Linked DNA regions of Homo sapiens: region 2 is linked to region 1. A link is a loop called in an ENCODE intact Hi-C map of the cell type or tissue named here. Cell type or tissue: dorsolateral prefrontal cortex. All regions are shown on one strand. Links, peaks and the distances in the headings refer to the core of each region. The heading gives the core; the rest is flanking DNA.

Evidence for each region. Peaks named below come from ENCODE experiments on the same cell type or tissue, not always from the same donor. Only the 100,000 strongest peaks of a DNase experiment are listed, where the experiment ranks them.
Region 2: it touches region 1 in a loop (3-fold over the local background); 57 of 110 quality-filtered maps call a loop at or near these places.

What each region holds. Positions count from the first base shown.
Region 1 is chr4:88,512,305-88,520,412 of GRCh38, reverse strand. No RefSeq gene overlaps it. Among named protein-coding and RNA genes, the nearest start is that of PIGY, 7.4 kb to the left of the region's middle. In dorsolateral prefrontal cortex, for the core only: CTCF peaks have their summits at 4,373 and 4,582 (motif pointing right); a DNase peak (open chromatin) is centred at 4,602; H3K4me3 peaks cover 540 bases.
Region 2 is chr4:88,043,058-88,048,057 of GRCh38, reverse strand. It overlaps PKD2 (polycystin 2, transient receptor potential cation channel), which reads right to left. Exons shown (of 15, transcript NM_000297.4): 5 at 4,601-4,825; 6 at 1,188-1,416. Among named protein-coding and RNA genes, the nearest start is that of PKD2, 38 kb to the right of the region's middle. In dorsolateral prefrontal cortex, for the core only: no CTCF peak of the experiment used is centred there; no DNase peak of the experiment used is centred there; H3K27ac peaks cover 1,833 bases.

The DNA of each region.
Region 1 (8,108 bases), core at 1,494-6,493:
AATTAACCCTAAATCTCACACTTAACCAAGTCAGGGAAAAGGAAACAATTCTGAAAAACAAGTACATACTATATCTCAAGAAGTCAATTTCAATTTCAGCATTTGGAAGTTGAGTGTTTTACTATTTCAGGAAACACTGACAAGAATGCCCTGGGGGGGTTTAGTATTTAACACCATCCCCTCACTAATAGAATTTATTTAGCAATCAGTTGTTACAGTATAAACATATACCAGGTACAATTATAAACACAGTGCTGTGTCTTCAATCGTATAACCCTAAAGAGTAGGTAATATTGGCACCATTTTACAGATAAGGAAACAAGCACAGAGAGATTAAGTGACTTACCCAAGGTAACATAGCTAATAATTGGATGGAAATGTAAACCATCTAGCCATCTGGCTTCAGTCTTAACTACCAAGCCATGTGCCACTTTATTTTGGGCTATTTGGTCCTTTCTATTTACAAGAAAAACAGAGAAATCAAAATGCTTAGTTTCTAATTCTTATTCAAGATTGGACTAGGTGACCACCCAATCCCCTCCTTTTTTTTTTTTTGAGACAGGGTCTTACTCTGTTGCCCAGGCTGGAGTGCAGTGGCATGGTACGATCATGGCTCACGGCAGCCTCCACCTCCTGAGTTCAAGTGATTCTCCCACCTCAGCCTCCCAAGTAGCTGGGACTACAGTCATGTGCCACCATGCCTGGCTAATTTTTTTTTTGTATTTTTTTGTAGAGATGGGGTTTCACCATGTTGTCCAGGCTGGTCTCAACTCCTGGGCTCAAGCGATCCACCCGCCTCGGCCTCCCAAAGTGCTGGGATTACAGGAGTGAGCCACCGCACCCAGCCAGTACCCTTCTTATTGCTTAAGGCACCGTATGCTTTATTCTAGCACTTAACCTTGTGCTGCAATTGTCTGGTTTTTGTCTCCTGTCTATACAGTAAATGCTGAACATTTTAAATCTAATGTTTAGCACAGAGCAGGCACTAAGTGCCTCCTGAGTGAACACATGGCTCTGAGAAGCCTTATAACTTCAGCCAGTTACTTAGCATTCTGGGCCTCATTTTTAGGGCTAAAAAGTCCTTACCCTTGTTTCATAAAATGGTGAGGATGAAATAAAATTTTACCTGCGAGGGTACTTTGTAAAGAACTAAGTGATACTTCTAGAGACCACGTGAGGAACTTTGTGGACCCATTCACCAGGGAAACAAGCCTAACTAGTGAAAATTATAAACAAAACAACCATTTAAATGGTCTGGAAATTGTCCTAAAGGCATACAGCTCATTAAATGAAGAAACATTCAAGGAAACCTACTGAAACTTAATAAGAACAGCAAGTTTTTGTCATCTGACCCACCAACCACTTGTTTTCTGCTCCCTCTGTTTGGCGATGGCCACTCCAGGAGAGTGTAATCAAGAACACGGGGCTCGCTCTTCCCCCAGCTCCTAGTTGAGGGTTATGGTACCTCCTCGGAGGCATAGGCCATCAGCATAGTAAAGGTAATTATGTAATTATAAAAGACAGTATAAATGCGTGTTTTGTCATTCTTATTTATAGGGCAATTATATAAAAAAACCATGTTTATGCAAGATGCATTGTATTTGGGAGCCTGTAACATATATAACATATTTAGCATTAACATCACAAAGGAAATGGAGGTAAGCAAAGCTGTATTTGCAGTATGAAAATGATACCAGATAGTAACTTGAATTCATAAAAATACATGAAGAGAACCATAAGAGATAAATAATGTAATGAATGCTATAAATATATACTTGCTGTCCTTTTCTCAGTTTAAGATACATCAGATTATATAAAATAATTATAACTAAGTATTGAGTTTGTAACATACAGATGTGATTACATAACAATAGCACAGCAAGAGGAAAAAAGGAATTGAGCACTTGATATGTGGCTAGATAAAAGTAATGCTTCTATATCTTATCGACACTTTTTTGTTGTTGCTGTTGTTTGAGACAGAGTCTCACTCTCACCCAGGCTGGAGTGCAGTGGCACGATCTCTGCTCGCTGCAACCTCCGCCTCCTGGGTTCAAGTGATTCTCCTGTCTCAGCCTCCCCAGTAGCTGGGATTACAGGGGTGCACCACCATGCCTGGCTAATTTTTGTGTTTTTAGTAGAGACGAGGTTTCACCATGTTGGCCAGGCTGGTCCTGAACTCCTGATCTCAAGTGATCCACCCTCCTCTGCCTCCCAAAGTGCTAGAATTACAGGAGTGAGCCACCATGCCCAGCCTCTTATTGACACTTTTATGAACAGATCAGCAGTTTTAAAAGACCTCTTAAGCCTTCATACACTGCTGGTGAGAATATAAAATGTTGCAGCTTCTTTGGAAAACAGCAAGACCACAAAAGGTCAAATGTAGAGTTGCCACATGACGCAGCAATTTTACTCCCAGGTATATACTCAAGAGAAGTGAGAACTTAAGTATTCACGACAGCTTGTATGCAAATGTTCATAGCAGCATCATTTAGGATAGCCAAAAAGTAGAAACAACCCAAACGTCCATAAACTGATGAATAGATAGATAAAATGTGATATGAATATAATGAAATAATATTTGGCAATATAAAGTGATAAAGTACTGATATATGCTAGACTATGGATGAACCTTGCAAACATCATGCTAAGTCATAGAAGCCAGTTACGAAAGGTCACATAGTCTAATTTCATTTATTTGAAATGTCCATAATAGTCAATCTCTACAGACAGACAGTAGATTAGTAGCTGCATAGAGCTGGAGAAGAAGGGGGAGATTGTGCAGTTTTGGCTAAAGGGTACAAGGTTTCTCTTTGGGGTGATAAAAATGTTCTAAAATGGACTATGGTGGCAATTTGGGAGGCCAAGCTGGGAGGATCACTTGAGCCCGGGAGTTCGAGACCAGCCTGGGCAACATAGGGAGACCCTGTCTCTACAAAAAACTAAAAATCTAAAAAAAAAAAAAATTAGCTGGGCATGGTGGTATGTGCCTGTGGTCCCAGCTACTCAGGAGGCTGAGGTGGGAGAATCCAGCCCAGGAGGTCAAGGATGTGGTGAGCCATGATCATGCCACTGCACTCCAGCCTGGGCAACCGAGCAAGACCCTGTCTCAAAAAAAAAAACAAGAAAAACCCCAAACAGAAAAATTGACTATGGTGATGCTTGCACAATTCTGTGAAGATACTAAAAACCATTGAGTTGTACACTATATATGGCTGAGTTACATGCTATGTGAATTATATCTCAATAAAGTTGTTAGAGGAAAATTAAAAAAGCAGTATCTCAGTGTCCAGCCTAAGGCTCAGTGGTTCCAGGTCACTTGCTGGAGGTCAGATGCTGGTTAGAGGCATGGCCAAAAGTGAATGCAGGTCTTACGCCTTCTAAATTTTGTCCACCCATTGTGCTACTTCTAGTGACCCTATGAAATATGACACCCTGTATTGGGAATTCAACAGGTTTCTAGTGTTCCTTCCCAAGCTTCTCACTAGCAAATCATCCTGGCTTCATATCTGTTCACAGGGACACAAGCTGCCCATTACGTACCTCATGCTGCACGCCATGGCTTTGACCCCAACACTTCCATTTGTTACACTGTAAACCCACCATGAGGAACACTGCCTTATTCCTACATTAATGAAACTCTTCCCCACTCCTCCTCCTTCTCAATAATCCGCTGACTTCACAATGCCAGGGGACCTACTGCTTCCTTAGAGACTCTTAACAAGATTCTCTTTTTAAGTGTCCTCAGCTGCATCACTGACAAATCATCTTTAACCACGTTAATGAGATCCTTCCCACCAGCTCTAAATGAGAAATTCCCATCCTGAGGGAGCAAAACCTGGCCTATTGTGACCTACTGTCCTTCTTTATTTGCAGCCAATCCTGCAAAGAAGGGGATTTTTTTTTTTTTTTTTTTTTTTTTTTTTTTTTTTGAGACGTAGTCTCGCTCTGTCGCCCAGGCTGGAGTTCAGCGGCGCAATCTCGGCTCACTGCAAGCTCTGCCTCCTGGGTTCACGCCATTCTCCTTCCTCAGCCTCCTGAGTAGCTGGGACTACAGGCGCCCGCCACCACGCCCGGCCAATTTTTTGTATTTTTTAGTAAAGATGGAGTTTCACCGTGTTAGGCAGGATGGTCTCAATCTCCTGACCTTGTGATCCGCCCGCCTTGGCCTCGCAAAGTGCTGGGATTACAGGCGTGTATTTTTAGTAGAGACGGGGTTTCACCGTGTTAGCCAGGATGGTCTAGATCTCCTGACCTCGTGATCCGCCCGCCTCGGCCTCCCAAAGTGCTGGGATTACAGGCGTGAGCCACCGTGCCCGGCCCAAAGAAGGGGATTTTAAGGAGGCCCCTCTGAACTTGAGACTGCATCTGTAAGATGAAAATTATGATACCTACTTCCAGACCAAGGGAGAGTTTTAAATTAGGTAGAAAATGTAAAACTATCTAGAAGAGCCAAGAGCCACGGTAGATTCTCCCTACTGTGTGTAGTGGTGGAGAAAGCCTGTCCACTATTCCAAGTTTTGTCCCTCTTAGTGAAATGCTCCATTTGGAAGCGAGTGTTGTCTTCCGCATTTGCCACTAGATGGCACTTTTGGTTAACTCATGGGACCACTGGCAATTGATCCCTCAGAAGGAAGCAGAAAGACAAGTGCACTGCTGAAATGCAGAGCTAGGTAGCATCCAGCAGAATGCCATGACAGCCGACGTGAATCCTGAAAAATGAATAGGAATAACCAAGACAGAGGAGGAGGCAGAATTGAAGCGAGGAGGTGAGGAACAGGGAGAGATAGTGGTGCAATGGGAAGAGGGTTCCAGGCAAAAGAAAAAGCATGTGTGAAAACACAGAATAAGAGACTGGGCCCATTCAAGAAACTGAAATAGAATCATGGGCTGCTTAATGATGTTTCCAGTAACAACAGACCACATATACAACGGTAGTCCCATAAGATTATATTAGGAGCTAAAAATTCCTGTTGCCTAGTAGCGTCATAGCTGTCATAATGTTGTAAAGGAATTGCTTTATTTTTAAAATAAATTTAGTGTAGCCTAAGAGTACAGTGTTTATAAAGTCTACAGTGGTGTAATGTCCTAAGCCTTCACATTCATTCACCACTTACTCACTGACTTAGAGCCACTTCCAGTCCTGCAAACTCCATTCATGGTAAGTACCATTTTTTATCTTTTATATCATATTTTTACTGTACCTTTTCTATTTTTAGATATACAAATATTGACCATTGTGTTACAATTGCCTACAGTGTTCAGAACAGTACACATGCTGTACAGGTTTGTAGCATTGTGCAAACATCACAGAGTGTACTTACAAACACAGCGCGTAAGTATACTCTGTGATGTTTGCACAATAAGAAAATCGCCCAAACAGTGGGAGATGAGGCTGGAACTGTACACAGGGCACATCAAGAGGGATTCGGGAGCTGTAATAATAGTCAGTGTCAGTGAAATCGGAATTTATTACCTGACTTTTAAATTGTTTGGATTTGTGCAGCTGATAAACACTATGGCTCTTTTTCCCATAAAAAAGGAAAAAGAAAAAAAAGCACGTGCAGCATTCCAGAGGGTTTGTATGTTACAGATCCCTGCTGTGGCAAGTGTTCATACTTACAGTACAGTAAACACTTGTCACATGTAGATATTGAGTACTAGAAATGTGACTAATGTGACTGAGAATCTTTTACATTTATTGAATTTTTATTAAAGAGCCAATATAGGATGGCACAGTTCTAGACTGTTTTTCCCACTGCTGCCAATGAATGTGTTTACTTTTCAAAATTCTTCAAAGACAAAGCCTTACCTACAGAGGAGTCCAACTTATTGGATAGTGCAGATACAGATTTCCAGCTTCACAGGAAGCTCTGTTGGGCAGTGTTGGTCTAGATACAAGGAGAATGTTGAGAGGCTAATAAAGTGATGGGACAAGAGATTTTTTTTTTTTTTTTTTTTGAGACTGAGTCTTGCTCTCTCGCCCAGGCTGGAGTGCAATGGCACAATCTCAGCTCACTGCAACCTCCACCTCTCGAGTTCAAGCAATTCTCCTGCCTCAGCCTCCCGAGTAGCTGGGATTACAGGCACCTGCCACCGTACCCAGCTAATTATTGTATTTTTGGTAGACAGGGTTTCACCATGTTGGCCACGCTGGTCTCGAACTCCTGACCTCGGGTGACCCACCTGCCTCGACCTCCCAAAGTGCTGGGATTACAGGTGTGAGCCACTGCACCCAGCCAGTAGATGATGATCTTGAGCTTAGTGCACTGGCAGTAGTGGGGTTACAGAGATGTTAAAACTAAAATTATTAGAACTTGACTTGCATGTGGAATGTGGTAAAAGAGAGGGAGAAATGGAAGATAACTGTAGGCTTCTTCTTGAAGATATTGGTGGGATCACTCCAAGCTGTGAAATATGGAAAAACATTTTTGGAATAAAAAATGACAACTTTCTCCTTGCAAATGTTCAGATTACAGAGCCAAGGGGCATGCAGGTAGTGACATAGACTATATAGAAAAATGGCTATCGTGCTGGAATATATGAATTCCTTTAGGTCAGAGGTATAGCTCCAGGTATCACAGGTAGACCTCATCTATCAGCTTAAAGAGGAGACACGTTAGCCGCGGGCCCAGTAATAACTGAAGCCAGAGACTTGATCAGGAGTCCAGGGGTTGGGGGTGTAAGGATACAAAGGAAATGGAAAATAAGTCAAGAAAAGGAGAGCAACAGTCTCGTTTCAAGGAGAAAGTAGTCAACAGTTTCAAATGCAGTAGAAATGATTTAAGATGGAAATAACAAGTTTCTGTTGATTTTTACAACAAAAAAAGTCATCTGTGACATTTACTGGAGCAGTCTGAGTGGGAGAAGTGGGGGACTGGAGGGCAGATCACAGTGTCATGGAGAGATTAAGGCAGGAATTTCCTAATTGCAGATTTTTAGGAAAAAGAACAGGAAGAAGGAAAAGGGGGATTATATAATGAAGAGGAAAATTCTAAAATGTATTATCTTAATGGCAGAAATGTGGATATGGAAGAGCCTGTGGTGAAGCAATTGAAGATTAGAAGATACAGGAAAGCTGGCTGGGCATAGTGGCTCACGCCTGTAATCCCAGCACTTTGGGAGGCCAAGGTTGGTGGATCACCTGAGGCCAGGAGTTGAGACCAGCTTGGGCAACATGGCCAAACACTGTCTCTACCAAAAATATAAAAATTAGCTGGGTGTGGTGTGCATGCCTGTAATTCCAGCTACTTGGGAGGCTGAGGCATGAGAATCGCTTGAACCCAGGAAGCAGAGGTTGTGGGGAGGCAGAGGTTGTGGTGAGCCAGCATCGCACTACTGCATTCCAGCCTGGGCAATAGAGCGAGGCTCTGTCTCAAAAAAAAAAAAACAAAAACAAAAAAACCAAAACAAAACAAAAAAACAAAGATATAGGAAAGCATGGAGAAATGATGGAGGTCTTGGAGGCGGAAAGGAATGCAATCAGACACCTCTCCTCAGAGACAGGGAGGGAGAAAGAAACAAAGGGTGATAGAAGTGGGTTTATAGATGGCTAACAAGTAGGAAATTCCAGGCCTGGCGCGGTGGCTCACCCCTGTAATCCCAGCACTTTGGGAGGCCAAGGTGGGTGGATCACGAGGTCTGGAGATCAAGACCACCCTGGCTAACACGGTGAAACCCCATCTCTACTAAAAATAAAAAAAATTAGCCGGGCGTGGTGGCACGTGCCTGTAGTCCCAGCTACTCGGGAGGCTGAGGCAGGAGAATCGCTTGAACCCAGGAGGCAGAGGTTGCAGTGAGCTGAGATCGCGCCACTGCATTCCAGCCTGGGCAACGGAGTGAAACTCCATCTAAAAAAAAAAAAAAGAGTAGGAAATTCCAGAGGTAGACCCCACTCTATCAAGTTAGGTCTAATGGGTGGACATCACACACCAGGTACAACTATTGCTCTTTCTTCTATAACAAACATAATTTAGCACACATTTAAAAATATATATTAAATAAGATAGATTTTATTTTATCCCATTTTCTCTCTGCTTGAGAATATAAATACCACTTCATAACAGAGGAAAACATTTACTCACTGGTGTTGAATTTGTATCTTGTCTTAT
Region 2 (5,000 bases), core at 1-5,000, 470 kb after region 1:
TTACCTGTTATTGCTGAAGGGAGAAAAGCTTGTAAAAATTCTTTTATACACTGAAACCACAGGAAGGAAGTGACGGATGCTTAATTAAGTGATAAGGATGAAGGGAAAACATCTTGAAAAAAATCTTAGAAGTTATAATAGAGTCAAGAGCAGACACAGAATTTACATGGTGTCATGGTCTTGATTATGACTCTGCCTTTGATTTATTTTTTATTTTTATTTTTTAGAGATGGGGTCTCACTATGTTGCCCAGGCTGGTATCAAACTCCTGATCTCAAGTGATCCTCCCACCTCAGTTCCCTAAAGTGCAGGGATTATAGGTATGAGCCACTGTGCATGGCCTGCCTTTGATTTCTTATACCTCATACAGAAAACTTTGATGAATATAACTTACATTTGTACTCTGCAGACTATTTGCAGAAAATTTTAAACTGCAGAAAGTTTTCTCTGCCGCACAAAATATTTTCAGGATGATTTTTCTTTTTTCTTTTCTTTTTGAGGCAAGGTCTCACTCTGTCACCCAGGCTGCAGTGCAGTGGTGCATTTATAGCTCACTGCAGCCTCAGCCTCCTGGGCTCAAATGATCCTCCCACTTCGGCCTCTGGAATAGCTGAGACTACAGGTGTGTGCCACCATGCCTGACTAATTAAATTTTTTTTTTTTTGTAAAGACAGGGTCTCACTATGTTACCCTGGCTGGGCTTGAACTCTGGGGCTTAAGTGATCCTCCTGCCTTGGCCTCCCCAAGTGCTGGGATTACAGGCATGAGCTACCACACCTGGCCGACAAGTTTTTTTATTGCTGTAACTTCACACATGTGCAGGAAAATATAAATTGATTTTTACCAGCAGTTGAAGAAAAATATCATTAGTGGAAAAAAAAACAAAGAAAAAAAACTGTTTTCTCCTCCACATCTCATACGGCATACTAAAGCCAAATATGAATTACTGAGATACTCTTGTTATTAGCGTGGCTGAGAGCATACTGTAAATACCTCTCCACTTCATACTCAGCAAAGTTACTCATGCAAAATGAGAAAATAATTAGTAACAGAAGTTGATATAATTGAGGGGGACTTTTAGATTCTTTTTTGGGAATATCAAGATCCACAATGCTGAGGAGATCAAAGACTCTAGTTAACATGCTTGTAGAATAGAATAGGAAATTTGGTGTTGTTCTCAAACCTACCACAACGATCACAACATCCAGACAATTCCAGAAACTCCTGAAATAGTGTAGTTTGTGAATGCGAATTTCCAATATCTCTTCCACCACATAGTAAAAGATAAAGAAACAAAAGATAATCTCACAGGCTGCCAGGAAGAAATCAAAAGTTGTGACATATCGGATCAGCTTTAAAGGCTGAAATTGCCAAGATGGAATCACACCACCTGTTGCTGGGAATTCAACCAATAACCTGCATGTAAATAAGAACAATTAAAACAATAACAACAACAACACATGAATACAGCCAGGAATGGATGTCCATCTGTTCTGTTCATGCATTACAAGGTAATGAAACTGCTACCATGAGTCCCCCCAAACTAGCGGCAAAACATTTTTATCATAGCTAATAATTCCATACTTGGAGAATTTTGTGCCATCAAAGGAATAAGACTTCCTGAGGTCTTTCAGTCCCAAAGGAGTACTTCCTGCTCAGTCTTCCCTACACTTTTCTATATTTACGCTGCTCAACATGCCATATACTTTTAATGTAAAAGTAAATCAACACACAAACTTTTCTAGGACTTCTGTTATTATTTTTTTAAGAGACAGGGACTCGCTTTGTTGCCCAGGCTGGAGTGCAGTGTTGCAATCATAGCTCACTGCTGCCTCAAATTCCAGGGCTCAAGGGATTCTCCTGCCTTAGCCTCCTGAGTAGCTGGGAATGTAAGTGTGCAGCACCATGCCCAACTAATTTTTTTTTTTTTGGCAGAGACTGAGTCTTGCCCTTTTGCCCAGGTTGGTCTCAAACTCCTGGGCTCAAATGATCCTCCTGCCTGGGCCTTTCAGAGTGCTGGAATTACAGGAAGGAGCCACCATGCCTGGCCCTAGGACTTCTATTAAATTCAAGTCCTTCTACTAGGCAACATGAAGAATATAAAGAAATATAAACCATCCACTCAAAACATGTGTAATCTGGTTGAGAAGTAGGATATATTTTGTACATATATAAAGATAGGAACTGAGTCATTCATTCATTATGTAACACCTAAATAGCATCAAATAGTTTGTCCTCCAGGGTAGTTTTCTCTCTTCTTCCCAGAGCCTTATAGTTAATAGGTGGGTACTCAATAGATGTCTGATTGTCTAAAACATACACTATTTTACATCCATACTGATGGCTCTGATCTTTACTGCTTTACCATAACTGGACTGAGGGTTTTTTTCTTGTCAAATGCCCATTTTGTAGGTGTCACACTGAGAAAGCTGGGTGATTCAGTTAATGATACAGACTTCTTTTCTAACTAGAAATAGAATCTCTAGCTGCTTCATTTTGAGACATTTAAAAGCCCTTTAGTCAGCTACTAGCCATCACTATCTCTGCCATTACAGGACAGGTAGCCGCACCTGGAACCTGAGCATACAGGACACATGCATGAGCAATAATCAAGTAAAAACAGGACTATGGTAAATTAGAACTGGTCAGAGAAGTGTGAAAATTTTCCTTCCTTTTCATTGTCAGTTCTCCTGTTCTTTCTTTCCTATTTGATGTGTTAGAGAGTAGGGGTGAGAATCAAAAACTCAGGAGAGCAACTCTGAAGCCAAGAGCCTTGTATGTGACAGCTTCATTGGGAACTCAAAAGGGAAGGAAGTGGCCTTCAAGTGTCAAGTCATTTCTCTGGCCCATTCTGGCCCTGCAGTAGTCAACCACTTCCAGAAACTTAGAAAAACAGTATAGAGAAATGAAGCAGTTGTCTTAACAATGTTCATCCTTAAAGTAAGGGAGGAAGCAGAAGAAATACTCAAGACCTTCTATAAATAGAATTTACTAAAATATCAGAGTTGCCTCTCTGTTTTTATTCTCTTCCTTTTTATTCTTTTCTTTTTATCTGCACTGGAATAATTAGGAAAAACTCAATAATACTGCAATAGATTTTCATTCATTTCTAGTGATAACTACTACTGGACTACTGGTTGAGTATTTCTTTTCTTTCTTTCTTTTTTTTTGGCCACTGTGAGCAAGGACAGCTTGAGTATTTCTAATGTGAAAATCTGAAATATAAAATGCTTCAAAATCCCAAACTTTCTGAGCACCGCCATGAACGCACAAGTGGAAAATTCCACACCCGACTTCATGTGACAGGTCATTGTCAACATGCTGGCACACAACAGTTGATTCAACATCCCTAAGGGAAAAATAAAATTTCCTTCAGGCTATGTGCATTAAGTTTCATTTATGAAACATAAATGAATTTTGTGTTTAGACTTGGGTCCCATCCCCAAGATATCTCATTATATATATGCAGACATTCCAAAACCTGAAAAATTTCTTAAATCTCAAACATTCTGGTCTTAAGCATTTTGGATAAGGGATAATCTATAATTGATTTAATGTGGTACTATTTTCTGCAAATGTTGTTAAATACAAGGACTGGGACAATCCAACAAGCCACATAAAGCAGAATTGAACTTAACCTCAAGAATGATGACAAAGACTATTATGAGAATAAACACTTCTTATCTTATGTGTAAATATACATGCAATAATCCATGTTAGTGATGTTTGGGTGTTGCTGACATGCTCACCAGGAAGATTAAAGTGGGTGAACTCTGACTTCCTCTTGCTCTGCTTTTTCTTTCTTTTTAATAGTACCTATTACCTTCTAATATACTATACTATTTATTTGTATTGTTTAATGTTTATTCTCTAGTCTCCTCCTGGTTGGATGCAAGCTCTGCCAAGGTGCGGATCTTTATTTTGTTTGCTGACATGTCCCAAGAGCCGAGAACAATGCCTAGCCCATATTAAGTGTCCAATGAATGTTTGCTGAATAAATGAATGAAGAAGAGTCCCAGACAAGCCAGTGGAATCTTTGTCATTTTTGTTACTATCTCACAGAGGGGTCATCATGGCAACATCCCAGGATCTGTGGAAGGAACTTTACGTGCCTTTGGTAGCCCTGAGCACGAGCAGGTAACCTGGGTATCCTACTGAGCATCCTACAAGCACTCCGGTTACTGTGCTTGTGTGCTAATAGCAGAGGCTCATCTGAGAGTGAGAAACTCCAGGAAATGAGTCAAGATTTGATGGCCGGGGGACTTGGTGATGGAACATGTGGCACTAACCATCCTTATAATGGGTAAAGACAGATGTTAGAAAAACACAATACTTTTTCTGGAAAGGTTCCAGCATTGAGATGAACTTGGACCAGAGTTATGGTTCTTTCCAACTCGTAATATTCTAGGATCCCAACTCCCTTCCTCAAATATCCTTTATTTCGGTAAGCCTTCAGTTTTTACCCCTCCCTTGCTATCCGTCTGGGTCCTTGGCATCCTCATGTAGCTAACTGCAGGCAAAGGTTTTTCTGGCTAACCCCAGAATAGGATGTATGTACAACCACACAGAAATAGGAGGGATGCATGTCCTCAGTACACACCTGACCACACAGAACAGGTTAATGTTGGCGTTGTACACTGAGAAGTCAATAAAAGTTGCCCTGGTTCCTCGGTCCAGCCAGACATTTTTCTTGAGGCTAGCAACTTGTGCAGCTGTTTCCTCTCTTGTTCTTGACAAATCCAGATAATAGCCAGCTCCACTATAAGTTGCAATGATTCCCCAGTGGCTACTACCATTCAAGTCTTTTTCACTTGTGTAGATCCAACTGATTAAAAACAAAACCAAAAAACAAACAGTTACAATCAGTGGAACACTTGAGGCAATTACAAGGACAGCTGGTTCCTTGTAAAATAAAGTATGTATTAAGGCCTATCAAGCTGGGTACTGTGCCTGACCTGGCAGTTCATGTTTTCTTGGTTAATTCTCATACTGTTATTAGC